Regions from separate parts of the Homo sapiens genome. Here region 2 is linked to region 1. Evidence: chromatin loops called from intact Hi-C (ENCODE). Cell type or tissue: HCT116. All regions are shown on one strand. Each heading gives the region's core, and the rest is flanking DNA. Links, peaks and the distances in the headings are about the cores only.

Region 1 (8,533 bases), core at 2,842-6,841:
CCTCAGGTGTTCCTAGGCCTACCATATAGTCACACCCACATTTTTGAGCTGATCTATTAATTTCACCTTTGAACCCTCAGGTCAACTGGATGGGCTTCATCATCATATTACAGTTCCAACATATAGACCAACTGATGAAATCTAAAATACTGCTGCAGAAAACACCATTGTATTAGATTATGCTGGTGTCAACAACTGGGGACATCAGATCAGGGTTCTGAATAGAAATCTCCATCTTCTAAGCAGTGAGGGTCCAGTGTTCTTGGGAAGTTTATCTTAATTGGGCAAGCTCATTAGGATCTCTTTGATTGAGCACAACTGTATTGAAATGTAAGAAACTAGAAGATGCACATTGGAAATAATCAAGTCCAAGTTTCAGATTTAGATCTGTGACCTCATTCAAACAGGTTAACTTCTGGCTTCAGCTTCTTTATTTGAAAATTAACAAGAGATGTCAAAGATATCTGAAATAAGTATGAGCTATAATATTAAGCAACAGACCAGCCTGACATTTTTGTTTTTATAATAATCTCATATAAAAAGTTACTTTCTTCTATGCAGCAAATACAATTCCTTATAGTAAATTAGGCACTTAGGGAAACAGTTAATTCCTCCGACCATTAGGCTCATTCTCAGCTTTGCCTGGAGAAGGGTATGAAAGAAACAATGGAAAATTATCCATCAAATTTATTCTCTTTGACTATACCCTGAGGACTAGACATTAATTAGATTACTAATAAGTTTTATTAGGGCCTTATATGCTAATAACTTCCTACTTTTTTTTTTTACAAAATGGAAGCTTCCTGAGGATAGGTTTTCCTCTGGCTTACCCAAAGGAATGAAACAGCATCGATTAAAGTTAGATATTACACTGCATTACAGTAAATGGTGAAAGAGAATTAAGAAAAAGCCTTTTAGAAACAGCTTACCTAAATATGAGTTTTTCTGTTTTGCATTTTATTTTTTAAAAGTTTTTGTAATTAGAGTAGGGAAATAACATTAAATTATTTTAGAAAGGAAATACATGTTCCTTTATTAATTTGCAGTTGTGCTGTATGTTTCTATGACTCATGTTATTCACGTCAGTGACATTCACAGGAAGGAAATTTCCCTAAACAGATACTAGAGAAGCATTTTTCTCTTGAGCACTACCATTTGACCACTTTGGAAAGTATGAGGATATTTGCCAAGTACATGCACTTGGGTATTTTAAGGATTTATTTCGTAGAAAAACTGAGTAAGTTTCAGAAATGCAATATCTTAAGTCAAATTCTGACTGGGACACTGACACTCTTGATGCCTACAAATGACCATGATATCATTTCAAATCTAAGAATAACAAAGACAAGTCATGGAATAAATAAAGCATGCTGCAACTCACATTTCACACATGAACACAATTGTATTCCCACCAAAGAGGCTCTTTTCCCTTTTATATTTCCATGTTGTCTGGGTTACAATTCACTGTCCTTAAAATATAAGTTCAGGCAGACATTCCTGTGTGTTTTGAAATGGATAGGGGCATGATAAACTGCAAATTTCTAGGCATCATACTCAGAAATGCTGATTCAGTTGTTCTTTGATAGGATTCAGGGTCTAAATTTTTCTTACGCATCCTAGGTGATTCTGAGGCAAGGAGGTCCAGGGACCACCTCATGAGAAACATAGTTTTATTTGTCAAATCCAGAATGAGTTAGAGCAGGGCTGATCCTGTTTAAACATGAAAAGTTAAAAATCCAGGTTCCAGTTAACATCTCACAGAAACCATTAGGCCAGTACCAATGGACTATGCTTTGAAACTCTCATGTGAACAAAAGGCACTGCATGCTAATTTTTTTTCAATTATAAATAAAAATCAGCTGGGTGTTGAATAATTTATGGCCTCCTACAAAGCTGAATTTGAAAACATCAAGCTGGCAGCCTGTGCCATTCCAACCCACACATGGACAGCTGCCATGCACGCATATCCGTTACTTTTTTGGAGATTATCTCCACATGCTGTATTATCTGGCTTTCCACATTAGCAAGTAACATGAAACGCAATCAATATCACAGAGGCCACAACACAATTAAAGACAAAGATGAGGCATCCATAGCTTGCTGGTACGGAAACCTGAAGGGAATAAGGTATTTTCCTCTACTTATGGAAGCCTATTTGGGCTAGAAATAAAGATAAATCTGATAGTTATTGACTTAGTAGAGGTCCCTTCAGAAATACTCAACTTTCCAATTAAGATTGTAATTTATAATGAAACTTAAGAAATCAAAATCATAAAAATGGTTATATTTTACAAGTCAACTGGATGAGAATGTTGAAAGTGTAAGATTCATTTGAGAGGAATTTAATTACCTTACAAGGAGACAGTATATGAGCATTTCTTAAACTGGGACTTTACATATCAGGTTTTAAATTTTCAATGTATTTCCATTGAGCAAAATGAAAAATATTCAATTGTAAGAATTTTTATCCTGAATTTCATATGCCTCCTTTCCCCAAATGATCCAAATATTTTTTGGTCCTTGTAGTTCTGGCTCACCAATAGAACAGACACTAAATTTATGCAGTAATAGACCAAAACCAAAACAAAAAAAAATCTTCAAAGATGTTATCTGATAGCCCAAATCTGAGTAATTTTTTTCTAATGATAAGTCCTTTTCATTGATGAATTTTTTCACCCATTAATTCTTATTCCCTTCAGGTTTTGCTAACGTGGATTGTAGCATTTCACACTTTACTGCTTAAAAGAAACCCTACACGCACCTCCTGTGTGTTCTGGTTCCCAGGTGCCTTCACCAGGTGGGGGCTGCTGTAATGAGAAAACTCTGCTCTCTGGTGGCCTCAAGGTAGATACTAGTCTGTGGAATTTGTGAATTCTGTCTCTGACAAGAATAGCATTACCCCTCTCATGTTCTGCACCCTCTCTGGCATCAGATCGACCAAGATCCTTTTTTTGGACTACATTTGCAATCTCAGCTACCAGGTCTGACTCTGATTCTGCCTTTTCTGTAGGATTATATTTGTGCACATGAACAACATCTTCCCTTTCTCCTAGCAGCTTGGAAAGTAGTGAATAGAAATCACCTGTGGAAAAAAGAGAAGAGATAAGGGCGTGGAGGGTAGATAAGATTGCAAAATTTACAAAATTTGGTGCTTTAAAAAATATCTACTCATTTCTCATAATAAATAAGAGAGAAGTTTGCACTCAGACTTTTAAGCATAGGAGGAAAAAAAAGAAAAATTCCTAGACCGATGAAATACTTTATTTCATATATCATCTATTTCTTTATGTATAACATCTATTGACATATTAGTAGAAAAAATAATGCTTATGTAATTGCATGGCACATTTCAATAAATGGTTTTCAAAGTATAGTTTGATACGGAAATTAAGAGCTCATCAGATTTCTAAAATAAAATATCATCAATAGCTACATTAGATAACAGCTATCTGCACAAGAAACTCTTTGCAGTTGTCCTTTAAAACCTATTGAAGTGCAAGCCACAAGAAATGAAATATACATTTCTTGAGCAGGAAATATACATTTCCTGTAAAACACAAGTAAATACGTATCCATTTGACAACTGGGAAACCTAAATTTTATTATTATTTTGTTAGCAGTGCTACTGTAAGCTCTAGTTGTTCCTCTTAAACAAAAAATGAGCAAGTGAGAAAAATAATTTTTTGAGCAAAGGATACTTTTAAATCAGCTTCAAACAAAGGAAAAGATTTTAATAAACTGATATCATTAGGGTGATTCATCACTAAAATGCATTCTATGCCTTCCTGTATTAAGGAGTAAACTTGGGTATGAGACTCCAATTCTATGAAAGCAAATTATTTGTAAAATATTATCACATATACAAAATATGACTACAGAAAGTTCATGAAGTATTTTAACCCTCATCATTTCCACGATGACTTCAAATCCATTTATATCAACTGTGTGAATGGTAAACATATTCTCAATGAAAACACAAATCTGCTCTCCTACACCAAACCCAAGGGCAACCACCAGTTCTTCCTTTTCCTCATCCTATACTAGGTGCTGCTAATGATGAAATTACTTACGACTATGGAGTCCTGTTGCTTACGTTTTAATTACATTTACAGCACAATTAGAAAACATTTATAAAATCTCTTTTCATGACCATTAGGAAATGAAAATGATAACTGGTTTAGCCATGATGTATTTCACTGAAGAATATATTATTAAGAAAGTGGTGCAAGGGGAGATGAAGTCTTTCCAAAATGATGCTAAGAGATTCTGTCATGTTTACAAATAGTCTTGGTTTAATGTTTCAAAGTAGGTTTTCAATTCTTGCCAGTGAAATCAGCTTATCCCAGGTGAAATCTTCAATCAGAAAATAATTACCAAGTAATAGGGCCAATCTCAGTAAAATAAACAAAGCAAATTATAAGTCAACCAAATCTGTTAGGGCACAGTGGCATTCTGCCTCACAGAAGAAAAATTAATACAGTTCATTACTGCTAAATTCTCGTGTACCACACATTAAATATAAATAGTTTCATATGCTTGTACAATGAAACGTCTTATTTAGGAAATAAAATACAAGAGTATTTCAGGGAGAGATAAACCATTATTTAAAAACTTGAGGCTGGGAGTGGAGGCTTACATTTGTAATCCCAGCACTTTGGGAGGCCCAGGCAGGAGGATCGCTTGAGCCCAGGAGCTCGAGACCAGCCTGGGCAACAGAGTGAGACCCTATCTCTCTAAGAAATAAAAAAATTAGCTGGGTGTGGTGGCATTCAATTATAGTCCTCACCACTTGGGAGGCTAAAGTGGGAGGACTGCTTGAGCTCAGGAGTTCAAGGCTGCAGTGAGCTATGATCACGCCACGGTACTCCAGCCTGAGTGACAGAGACAGACCTCATCTCAAAAAAAATTAAAATTAAATAAAAACTTGAATCCATATGTTTAAGCTATTATTGTTATTGAGACAGGGTCTCTCTCTTTCGCTCAGGCTGGAGTACAGTGGCACAATCTTGGCTCACTGCAACCTCTGTGTTTAGGGTAATCTTGATGGAGGAAGACAGGTTCAGAACTATGCATAGTCATTCAGGTTTGTAAGAGGAAATCTAAAAGCTGTGATAAAATACCAAAGGTAGAGCACTCCAGTTCATGTGAATTTATCATTTAAAATTGTTATTGGGTTAGGAAAGCAAAAATTGTTAAAATAATGCAACAGGCTTGGCTGCACACAGTTGCACAGGCCTTGCCAGAATAAAGTTTCAGAGCAGAATCTGTACAAACATCTTGTTACATGAGAGAGAGACCACTAGATGGCTATCTCTTACATTCCTATGTGCAAACCAGAAAGAGTTTTTTCCTCTTCTAGTGTACTAGATATAATATGGAATCCTGAAATGTTAACCAATTTTCTTAGTCACATTAAGATGTTTATTTAGAAAATACATCTAATGAATATAACAGATGGAGTAGAACATAAATAAAGCAAGTTGGTGGTCCTGACCCCTGTGTCATCTCTCAATGTTTCCTTTTTCTTTTCAGTTTATGTTCCACTCATATTGGCTTTTCATTTCCTTGAATATCAACTCTAAGAAGATATTGTTTCTTCTGCCTGGACCACTCCCTCCCCACTAATAAACTAGCTCCTCAACTTTCAGATCTTAGGTGTCACATCAAAAAAGCCTTTCTTGACAATTCAACTCAGGGGTCTCTGCTGGGTGCACCTATAGCACTCTGGTCTTTCCCTGTATGGCAACTCCTCAATTCAAATACACATCAAACCCTATTTCTGTGCCCCTAAGAAATAATTCTACTTTGTGCCTTTAAGTAAATTCTACTTAACTTAATAAAGATAGTGACAATAACCTTTAGAAATTACTTTGTAGATTTAAAGAAGACAGCTAATATTAAAATACCCAGTCCAGTACATATCATAAAGTAGGTGTCACTAAATTATAGCTATTATAATTACTGACTGAAAAAACAAACTAATTGCAACATGCATCTGCTTCAACCTGTGGTTTATATAATATTTTAAAAATCAGCTCCTTTTTCCAGTCAAACATTTGGATTTTTGTAATAGAAAACAAAAAGCCCTTTTAGGACTGGGCACGGTGGCTCATGCCTGTAATCCCAGCACTGGGAAGCCAAGGCGGGCGGATTACTTGAGGTCAGGAGTTTGAGAACAGCCTGGCCTACGTGGTGAAACCCCATCTCTACTAAAAATACAAAAATTAGCCAGGTGTGGTGGTGGGCACCTGTAATCCCAGCTACTTAGGAGGCGGAGGCACGAGAATTGCTTGAACCCCAGAGGCAGAGTTTGCAGTGAGCTGAGATCACGCCACTGCACTCCAGCCCGGGAGACAGAGTGAGACTCAGTCTCAAAAAATAAATAAGTAAAAAAAATAAAATTAAAAAAAAAGCCCTTTTAGGTTCCTAGCCCTCTATTTTCTTAATAAGTCACTGTGGCTACTACAGCTAATTGGTTACTGGCTTTGCCAAAGGAGGCTGTATCTGTACCTTCTCCATCTCTTTTAGCGTATCTTTGGAAAAAGAACTCTCTCTACTCCACTGTTCTGAATGCCATTCCTCCAGAATTCCCTAAAGCCTCTCCTGTCTTCTCTCTTTTCTTTTTTATTAATAAATACAACTTCTTTACCTCATATCTGACTCACAGGCTATACATACACTCACTTAGGGCTTGAGTTGTTGTGGAGGTGGGGAGAGACTCTCCTCTAACATAACATATCCTTCAGGCTTTTCCATCTTCTCTCTTCCTTTACAAGCTCCAACACTGTCCAAAAGAATTTTCTGTAATAATGGATGTAATCTATGTCTGCACTGTCCAACCTAATAGCTGCTAGACAGACACATGGGGCTGAGTACTTTGTAAATGGCTAGTGCACCTGAGAAACTTAATTTTTAATTTTTTACTTTGAATTAATTTATATTCAAAACATAAATATTTTCACCTAGTGTTTACCATATTGGATGGTGCAGGGCTACTTGCTGATTCATTCTTCCTTACATCCTTTTCCCTCCCTAAATTGGATGCATTTCTTTCCACTTCCTATTTCACCGTTGTATGACTTCTCCAAGAGGTAAGGGATCCTAATTGCCAATGCTAATAGACTCTTTATTTTGATCTACTGGGAGGCTGTAGCCCTGTTGAAAGTTCCCTTCAGAACCTCTCTCCTTATAATGTTGTTCTTTACAGGTCTTCTCCACCTATCATCTGTGCTTCCTCTTTTTACCGTCCATCATGTAAAAAACGCTGGTGTTTTGGGAAGTCTGTCCCTGAAACATTTTTCCCCTGGCTAAAGCCTCTTCCTACTAAGTGATCTCAGTCACTTACAAAACTTAAGCTACCACCTCCAGGCACATGACTACCAAGCCTGGAGCTCTCCTAACACCAAACTGGTGTTACAAAACTGTCTTCTGGAAAATCCCACTTGGATGTCTGTCTGTCTCATTTGAACTTAAAATGTCTAAAATGGAGCTCTTAATCTTCTCGCCATATTTTAACCTTTTAATAGTGTCTCTCTTAGTGATGACACTTTTTTGAGTAAATCAACTCAGAAAACTGTGTTCTTCTCTCTCTAACCAGTGAATCACAAGGTCCAACCTAGGCTGATTTGCAACATCAACTTTTCCCTCCTTACCACCAGTACTCATTTGGGAATCTTATCTTTTGATTGTCATAGTGAAAGACTCTTCTCCTTCCTCAGAAAGGACCCCCATCTCTGCTCTGGATGACAAAATCTGTCTAGGATGGTATTAAAAGTGGCTCTACCTCTACGGAACTGATGTGTGATTGATGGCACCCTACCCACCTTGGACACTCCTGGGTTATATCCCCATAGCTACCTTTTCCACAGCTCTGTTCAGCTATATATTTCTGAGTGGTATTTTCTTTTCTTTTTTTTTTTTTCCACTGGACTAACTTTGATTTTGATTTGTGGCATTTTTTATTATACTTTAAGTTCTGGGATACATGTGCAGAATGTGCAGGTTTGTTACATAGGTATCCACGTGCCATGGTTGTTTGCTGCACCCATCAACCCATCATCTACATTAGGTATTCCTCCTAATGCTATCCCTCCCCTAGCCCCCTACCCCCCGACAGGCACTGGTGTGTGATGTTCCCCTCCCTGTTCCCAAGTGTTCTCATTGTTCACCTCCCACTTATGAGTGAGAACATGCAGTGTTTGGTTTTCTGTTCCTGTGTTAGTTTGCTGAGAATGATATTTCCAGCTTCATCCATATCCCTGCAAAGGACATGAACTCATCCTTTTTTATGGCTGCATAGTAGTCCATGGTGTATATGTGCCACATTTTCTTTATCCAGTGCAGCATTGATGGGCATTTGGGTTGGTTCCAAGTCTTCGCTATTGGGAATAGTGCTGCAATAAACGCATGTGTGCATGTGTCTTTACAGTAGAATGATTTAAAATCCTTGGGTATATTCTGGGTGGTATTTTCTATTTCTATTCTGGGACTCCCTGCTAAGGTGACCATATAATTTGTTTCTCAAACTAGAATA
Region 2 (8,533 bases), core at 2,051-6,050, 170 kb before region 1:
GGGATGTTTAATTTTATCAAATGCTTTTTCTCCATCAATTGAAATGATCATATGTAGAGAGTATAGAGTTGGATCTTATTTTTTAATCCATTTAGCAACTCTAAGTGTTTTGTTGCAAGAATTCAGCTCATTTGCATTCACGTTATTACTGATAGGTAAAGACTTGCTTCTGCTATTTTGGCATTTGTTTTCTGAGGTTTCCATTATTTTGTCCTCCCTTCCTTCCTTCCTGACCTATCTTCCTTTGTGGCAAAGTGATTTTCTGCCGGGGCATGATGGTCCCCAGCACTTCTGGAGTCTGAGACAGGAGGATCACATGAGCCAAGGAGTTTTGAAACCAGCCTGGGCTACACAGTGAGATCCTGTCTCTACAAAAAATAATTACTTGGGTCTGGTGGCTTGTGCTTGTAGTCCCAGCTACTCAGGAAGCTGAAGTGCGAGAATCACTTGGGAGTCGAGGCTACAGTGAAAAGTGATCACGCCACTTCACTCTAACATGGGTGAAGAGCAAGACCCTATCTCAAATACTACACATATGTAATTCTCTCTGGTAGTATGTTTTAATTTCTTTTTATTTTTTGTGTATCTGTTACAGGTTTTTGTTTTGTGATTACCATAAGGCTTACAAATAACATTTTATTACAATTATTTTAAATTGATGACAACTTAACTCTGATTACAAAGAAAATAAAAAGAAAATTTTAAAAACTCTACATTTTAACTCCATTTCCCCCCATCCATGTTTTGACTTTTTGTTGTCTCTATTTTTATGTTTCTATACTCGTAAAAAGTTGTTGTAGTTATTATTTCTGACAGGTTTGCCTTTTAGTCTTCTTATGAAATATATAAGAGGTTTGTACACCACAATGACAGTGTTAGAGTATTATGTATTTATCTGTGTACTTGCTATTACCAGTGAGTTTTACACATTCAGATGATTTCTTGAATTTTTTTTTTTTTTTTGAGACGGAGTCTTGCTCACTCGCCCAGGCTGGAGTGCAGTGGCGCCATCTTGGCTCACTGCAAGCTCCGCCTCCTGGGTTCATGCCATTCTCCTGCCTCAGCCTCCCGAGTAGCTGGGACTACAGGCGCCCGCCACCACACCCGGCTAATTTTTTTTGTATTTTTAGTAGAGACTGAGAGGTGACAGCGTGCTAGCAGTCCTCACAGCCCTCGCTCGCTCTTGGCGCCTCCTCTGCCTGGGCTTCCACTTTGGCGGCGCTTGAGGAGCCCTTCGTCCCGCCGCTGCACTGTGGGAGCCCCTTTCTGGGCTGGCCAAGGCTGGAGCCCACTCCCTCAGGTTGCAGGGAGATGTGGAGGGAGAGGCGCGAGCGGGAACTGGGGCTGCGGGGCGGTGCTTGCGGGCCAGCTGGAGTTCTGGGTGGGCGTGGGCTTGGGCTTGGCGGGCCCCGCACTCGGAGCAGCCGGCCAGCCTGGCCCTGGACAATGAGGGACTTAGCACCCGGGCCAGTGGCTGCGGAGGGTGTACTGGGTCCCCCGGCAGTGCCAGCCCACCGGCGCTGCGCTGGATTTCTCACCGAGCCTTAGCTGCCTTCCCGCAGGGCAGGGCTCGGGACCTGCAGCCTGCTATGCCTGAGCCTCCCACCCACTCCATGGGCTCCTGTGCGGCCCGAGCCTCCCCAACGAGCACCACCCCCTGCTCCACGGCGCCCAGTCCCATCGACCACCCAAGGGCTGAGGAGTGCGAGCACACGGCGCGTGACTGGCAGGCAGCTCCACCTGCAGCCCTGGTGCGGGATCCACTGGGTGAAGCCAGCTGGGCTCCTGAGTCTGGTGGGGAGGTGGAGAGTCCTTATGTCTAGCTCAGGGATTGTAAATACACCAATCAGCACCCTGTGTTTAGCTCAAGGTTTGTGAGTGCACCAATCTACACTCTGTATCTAGCTCTCTGGTGGGGCCTTGGAGAACCTTTATTTCTAGCTCAGGGATTGTAAATACTCCAATCGGCACTCTGTATCTAGCTCAAGGTTTGTAAACACACCAATCAGCACCCTGTGTTTAGCTCAAGGTTTGTGAATGCACCAATCGACACTCTGCATCTAGCTGCTCTGGTGGGGCCTTGGAGAACCTGTGTGTCGAAACTCTGTATCTAACTAATCTGATGGGGACGTGGAGAACCTTTGTATCTAGCTCAGGGATTGTAAACGCACCCATCAGTGCCCTGACAAAACAGGCCACTCGGCTCTACCAATCAGCAGGATGTGGGTGGGGCCAGATAAGAGAATAAAAGCAGGCTGCCCGAGCTGTAACACTCACCGCGAAGATCTGCAGCTTCACACCTGAGCCCAGCAAGACCAAGAGCCCACCGGGAGGAACGAACAACTCCAGACGCGCTACCTTAAGAGCTGTAACACTCACCGCGAAGGTCTGCAGCTTCACTCCTGAGCCAGCGAGACCACGAACCCACCAGAAGGAAGAAACTCCAAACACATCTGAACATCGGAAGGGACAGACTCCAGACGTGCCACCTTAAGAGCTGTAACACTCACCGCGAGGGTCTGCGGCTTCATTCTTGAAATTAGTGAGACCAAGAACCCACCAATTCCGGACACAAGACGGGGTTTCACCACGTTAGCTAGGATGGTCTCGATCTCCTGACCTCGTGATCCACCCACCTCGGCCTCCCAAAGTGTTGGGATTACAGACGTGAGCCACTGCACCCGGCCCAGATGATTTCTTATTTTTAACGTCTTTTTCTATCAGATTGATGAACTCCTTTTAGCATTTCCTGTAAAAGATCTGTAAGATCTTTTTCCTATCCTGTCCTATAAGGACAGAAAAATTCCATGATACTGGTAATTCATGAATCCCTCAGTTTCTGTTTAGTAAAGTATATTATGTCTTCATGTTTGAAGGATAATTTTTTTTTTTTTTTTTTTTTGAGACGGAGTCTCGTTCTGTCGCCCAGGCGGGAGTGCTGTGGCGCGATCTCCGCTCACTGCAAGCTCCGCCTTCCGGGTTCACGCCATTCTCCTGCCTCAGCCTCCCGAGTAGCTGGGACTACAGGCGCCCGCCACTGCGCCCGGCTAATTTTTTGTATTTTTAGTAGAGACGGGGTTTCACCGTGGTCTCGATCTCCTGACCTCGTGATCCGCCCGCCTCGGCCTCCCAAAGTGCTGGGATTACAGGCGTGAGCCACCGCGCCCGGCCTGAAGGATAATTTTGCTGAATAGAATATTCTAGGTTGGAAGTTTTGTTTTTCCTTCAACACTTTGAATGCCATCACACTCTCTCCTAGCCTATAAGCTTTCTGCTTAGATGTCAGCTGCCAGTTGTATCAGAGCTTCTTTACATGTTATATACATCTATTCTCTGGGTGCTTTAAGGATCTTTGTTTATCCTTGACCTTTGAGAGTTTAATTAATATATGCCTTGAGATAGTCTTATTTGGGTTAAATCTTCATATTCTTCTATGACCTATGCATATTCGTATCTTTCTTTAGGTTTGGAAAGTTCTGTTATTGCTTATTTCAATAAACTTTCTACCATGATCTATGTTCTCTTTAAGAGCACTAATTCTTGGATTTGTCCCTTTGAGGCTATTTTTAAGATTTTTTTTTTTTTTTTTAACATTTTCCCTTCCCCTTATTAACTACGTAGGTCCCAAAGTTCTTAAAGAAAAACGAAGAAAGGAGTGGGCTAAAAAGATGAAAAGTGCTACCTGGGAAGTTTGTTCAAGCTCCTCTCTCAGGTCTCTTTAGTCCTGTAAGTGTGTTTCATTCTTTTCCTCTCTTTCTCCTCTGGCTATGGATTTTCACATAGCCAGTTTTCAAGCTCACTAATTCTTCTACTTGATCCACTTTGCTGTTGAGAGGCTTTGATATATATTTCAGTTTGTCAACTGAATTTTTCAGTTCCAGAATTTTGGCTTGTTTTGAATTATTTCAATCTCCTTGTTAATTTCTCATGATACAATTCTGATTCCTTCTCCATGTTACACTGAAGTTCTTGAGCTTCCTCAGGACAGCTATTTTGAATTCTCTGTCTGAAAGGTCACATATCTCCATCACTCCAGGATTGGTAACTGGTACCTTATTTAGTTTGTTTGGTGAGGTCACATTTTTCTGGATGTTCTTGATGCTTGTAGACATTCACTGATGTCTGGGTATTTACAAGTTAGGTATTTATTTCAGTCTTCACCGTTTGGGCTTGTTTGTATCCATCCTTCTTGAGAAAGCTTTCCACATATTCAAAAAAGACTAAGTGTTATGATCTAAGCCTGAGGTCACTGCAGCTGTATTAGCACTAGGGGGCGCCCTAAGTCCAGGAATGCTACAAACTCTTGCTGACTCCTAGAGGCACCACCTTGGTGGACTAATTTTTTGGTTCTTATGAAGGTGCATTCTTGCATGGCTAGTTTATAATTTGGTGTTCCTGTGGGGAGTGGGACAATCACTGGAGGGTATATTTGGCCATCTTGTTCTGCCTCCCCCCTAGTTTTTAATAAAAGATGGTTTAAGGTATGATAAATTCATCAAAATTCCCCACAATACTAAGTGTGAACAGAAATGTTAACTCAAGACAAACACGTATTTTGCCTTGTGACTAAGTTAGGTATAGCTTCCATGCTATGTTTTAGATAACCAGAAAAAAAGGAGCAAACAGTGCTTTAAAATATTAATAAATACTTAGAAGTACTGTTGCCCCTTGTCATACGCGGTGACTGGTTCCAGGAACCCCCTCGTATACCAAAATCTTCACATACTCAAGTCCCACAGTTGGCTCTGCAGAATCCATGTAAATGAAAAGTTGGCTATCAGTATATGTGGGACCCACGAATTCCGTATTTTCAATTCATGTTTATTCCATGAATAAGCAGACCAGCACAGTTCAAACACATGCTGTTCCAGGGCCAACTGTATTTCCAAATTCTTGGCCAGTATTTAGTTTTTGGCATTGTAGCATGAAGTTTCTAATACTTAATTCAATAGTCATAGATAAATCACTTGTTCACCTTTAATCAATACACATTTACTTGTATGTAATTTCAAAATTCTAACTCATGATTCTTAGAGATATGTCAAAAGTAGGCCAAAGAAGAGAAGGATAAATAATTCCTAAATTATTAGGTAGCCTTTTAACTCAGTGTCACCTTTTAATTGAATATGTTTGTCTGTTTAGATTATTTTTTAAAATGGAATAGAATACTATGAATTCTTTAAATTCCTTCCAGTTAATTATTGTAAGAATGTGGCCCAAAAGTATGTCAAGTGGCAAAGGAAGCTTACCTAAAATCTCTTACTCTTACCTTTGGGATTATTTGGGTCACGGTTCAAAATAGCATAACGAGGAAGTAAAATACCTTCAGCTTGAAGAATACTATATACTTCTCTCCTGAAGAAAAAGGGAAACATCCTTATTGTTTTATTGCTCCATTTCACAATGAATATATTATTGTAGTTTTCTTAAAAGACATTATTGTTGTTCTATAACTAAAAAGGGTATATATCTCAACACTTTTTATTTTTTAAATAAACAAATGTCACTTCGAATATTCAAAAAAGGTATTCTGAGGAAATATTCAGCAATAAGAACACAAATTTATGCACAATTCTTTTCTAGCTTATTGAGAAACTAATTATTAAAACTGAGAACATAAATGTATTTTAAAAATGGCTGAATAAAGTTGATATTATCACAATGATAGAACATTACCTAAGCATTAAAAGCCTTATGCTTAAATAGTATTTAATGACATGGAGAAATGTTCACAGCATACTAGAGAAAAGTGATTCTAATTTGGTAAAATGTGATTGTTATGTATGTATTGTTTTCTATAGGAAAAAAATATGATAGATACAGTGACGATTAAATGGCTTTCGGTACGCTTTTACTTTTCAAACCATTTAAAACGAACATACATTTCTATAGCTATAGCTGTATATATAAAAACACATATATATGAATTAATATGTAAATGTAGAGAAAATGTTTTAAATTTTAGATATTAATAATGTTACTCTCTGGAAGAATAGAAAAAAATAAAGTGAAAAAACCATAAGGTCTCATATTTACAAAGCATTTTTCATACACATAAAATCTCATATTGTAATGGTAAAACAAGAAAATAGAATGCTGGTGAGATTATGAGAATAGCTATAGGAGTGAAACATTGATTGAATGAAATACATAAATACACTCATATTTTATAATTTATTAGAAATCCATGCTTTTTACCTGTTAAATGAATGCTAAGATATACAGTATAATATTTTTCAAAATAGGTATACTTTACCATTTAAAAAATCTAGTTATAGGCCGGGTGCGGTGGCTCACACCTATAATCCCAGCACTTTGGGAGGCCGAGGCAGGCGGATCACAAGGTCAGGAGATCGAGACCATCCTGGCTAACACGGTGAAACCCTGTCTCTACTAAAAATACAAAAAATTAGCTGGGCGTGGTGGCGGGCGCCTGTAATCCCAGCTACTCGGGAGGCTGAGGCAGGAGAATGGCGGGAACCCGGGAGGGGGAGCTTGCAGTGAGCTGAGATCCCGCCACTGCACTCCAGACTGGGCGACAGAGCCAGACTCCATCTCAAAAAAAAAAAAAAAAATCTAGTTATAATGAGTAAAGTCCTAATTTCATCATCAGTCCCATGACAGAAAAAGTGCTCATAAGTTTGAATGGTTTAGTAGGCTCTGGAAATTAAACAATCTCGGTTAAGTCTTTGTCCTACTACGTGGGGAACTTGTGACTTTGGGTAGATTAATCAATCTTCCTAATTATCAAGATTCCTCATCTGTAAAATTAGGTAATAAATAACTATTTCTGAGTATTATTTTGAAAGTACAATGAATTAATAATGCAAAAACACCTGATGCCATGTCAGTGTACAGTAGGTACTAAATTAATGTTATTTTTCCTTCCCTTAATTCAGCCAACTTCACCACTCACCTATCTTGTATGAGATACTGCATATTCAAGTCATTGATTACAAATGGATTCCTGAGTTTTGCATAGGCAACCGCTTTGTCCAGTGGAAATCCTAAGAACACATATTATTAACATATTCTGTATTATCTCAAGATAAGCATCTATACTTTATTAACTTGAATTGATGCCACCTCCCATAAAAGATTCATTTCATTAACACATAACACCCTTCTATAAAAGGTATGGAATATATACATAAACCTTGATTTAACTTATATATTAAATCTTATTTTTTCATAATTTGATTAAGGCACAACAAACCAGTGGTTATATAACCAAATTTGGAGCACTGACATGTGAGTGAAGGTCTGACTAGTCAGTCACCTGAAATAAGGTAAGATTCACCTCATACACAAAGAGAAATCTATATGTAAATAACATGGGTGTATCAGAATCACCTGGTGATTTTTAAAAAATGTATTCAACATCTCTTCTTTTCACTTAGATATTTTGATGCCTACACACATAAATTAGCTGATATTCAAAGACTTATGTGCCTTTAAAAACAGTGGGCCAGGCATGGGGGCACACGCCTATAATCCCAGCACTTTGGGAGGCCGAGGCAGGTGGATCACCTGAGGTCAGGAGTTCGAGACCAGCCTGGCCAACAGGGTGAAACCCCATCTCTACTAAAATTACAAAAAATTAGCCAGGTGTGGTGGCGCACACCTGTAATCCCAGATACTTAGGAGGCTGAAGCAGGAGAATCACTCAAATCCAGGAGGTGGAGGTTGCGGTGAGTGGAGATCGTGCCATTGTACTCCAGCCTGGGCAACAGAGCAAGACTCCATCTCAAAAAAAAAAAAAAAAAAAAAGCTACAGAAGCAAAACTTAATTCATATATGACATATATGCTCAAAATATATGAGCAGAATCATGCTATTGCTAGGTCAACATTAAAATATTAGAAATTAAGTCCCTAAAACTTGTAGACTGGTAAAAGTACTAATTACAATGAAAACAAATCAAATAGTAGATATAGTGAAGAACAGGTCCCCTCCCCCAAAATCTAAAAAATTTTAATGATTGTATTTTATTCTCTATATTGGCACTAATGCCAGGTGCAGTGGCTCTTGCCTGTCCCAGTACTTTGGGAGGCCGAGTTGGGAGGAGTGCTTGATGCCAGGAATTCAACACCAGCCTGGGCAACATAGCAAGATCCCATCTCTACAAAAAATTCAAAAGAATCAGCTGAGGGTAGTGGTGCAACCTGTAGTTCTATCCTTCAGGAGGCTGAGGTGGGAGGATCACTTGAGCCCAAGAGTTTGAGGTTACAGGGAGCTATGACTATACCACTGCACTCCAGCCTAGTTGACACAGCAAGACCCTGTCCTCCAGGGGGAAAAAAAAAATTGACACAAAGTCTCCAATTTTATCCATCAATACACATCATCAGTTGTATACCGTAACAGTTAAAGACATAAACCAGCGTTCAAATCCTGGTTCCATCTCTCACTAGCTATGTGACCTTGGGCAAATTTATTTAACGTCTCTAAGCCTCTGGTACCAGCACAAAAGAGTAGTATACCAGTCTTACCTAGTAGAGTTTTGAGGAATTAATAATAGTGTGGATATAAG

What was found. A loop is a pair of places that touch in the nucleus more often than their neighbours do. Peaks named below come from ENCODE experiments on the same cell type or tissue, not always from the same donor. Only the 100,000 strongest peaks of a DNase experiment are listed, where the experiment ranks them.
Region 2: it touches region 1 in a loop (4-fold over the local background); 14 of 110 quality-filtered maps call a loop at or near these places.

The regions. Positions count from the first base shown.
Region 1 is chr5:102,968,665-102,977,197 of GRCh38, reverse strand. PAM (peptidylglycine alpha-amidating monooxygenase) reads right to left here. Exons shown (of 26, transcript NM_001177306.2): 15 at 2,762-3,082. Among named protein-coding and RNA genes, the nearest start is that of GIN1, 150 kb to the left of the region's middle. In HCT116, for the core only: CTCF peaks have their summits at 2,863 (motif pointing left), 5,102 and 5,303 (motif pointing right); a DNase peak (open chromatin) is centred at 5,337; H3K27ac peaks cover 764 bases.
Region 2 is chr5:103,135,206-103,143,738 of GRCh38, reverse strand. It overlaps PPIP5K2 (diphosphoinositol pentakisphosphate kinase 2), which reads right to left. Exons shown (of 31, transcript NM_001276277.3): 4 at 6,917-7,007; 5 at 5,270-5,355. Among named protein-coding and RNA genes, the nearest start is that of PPIP5K2, 19 kb to the right of the region's middle. RefSeq lists an enhancer at 1,511-2,012. In HCT116, for the core only: a CTCF peak has its summit at 4,264 (motif pointing right); a DNase peak (open chromatin) is centred at 4,298.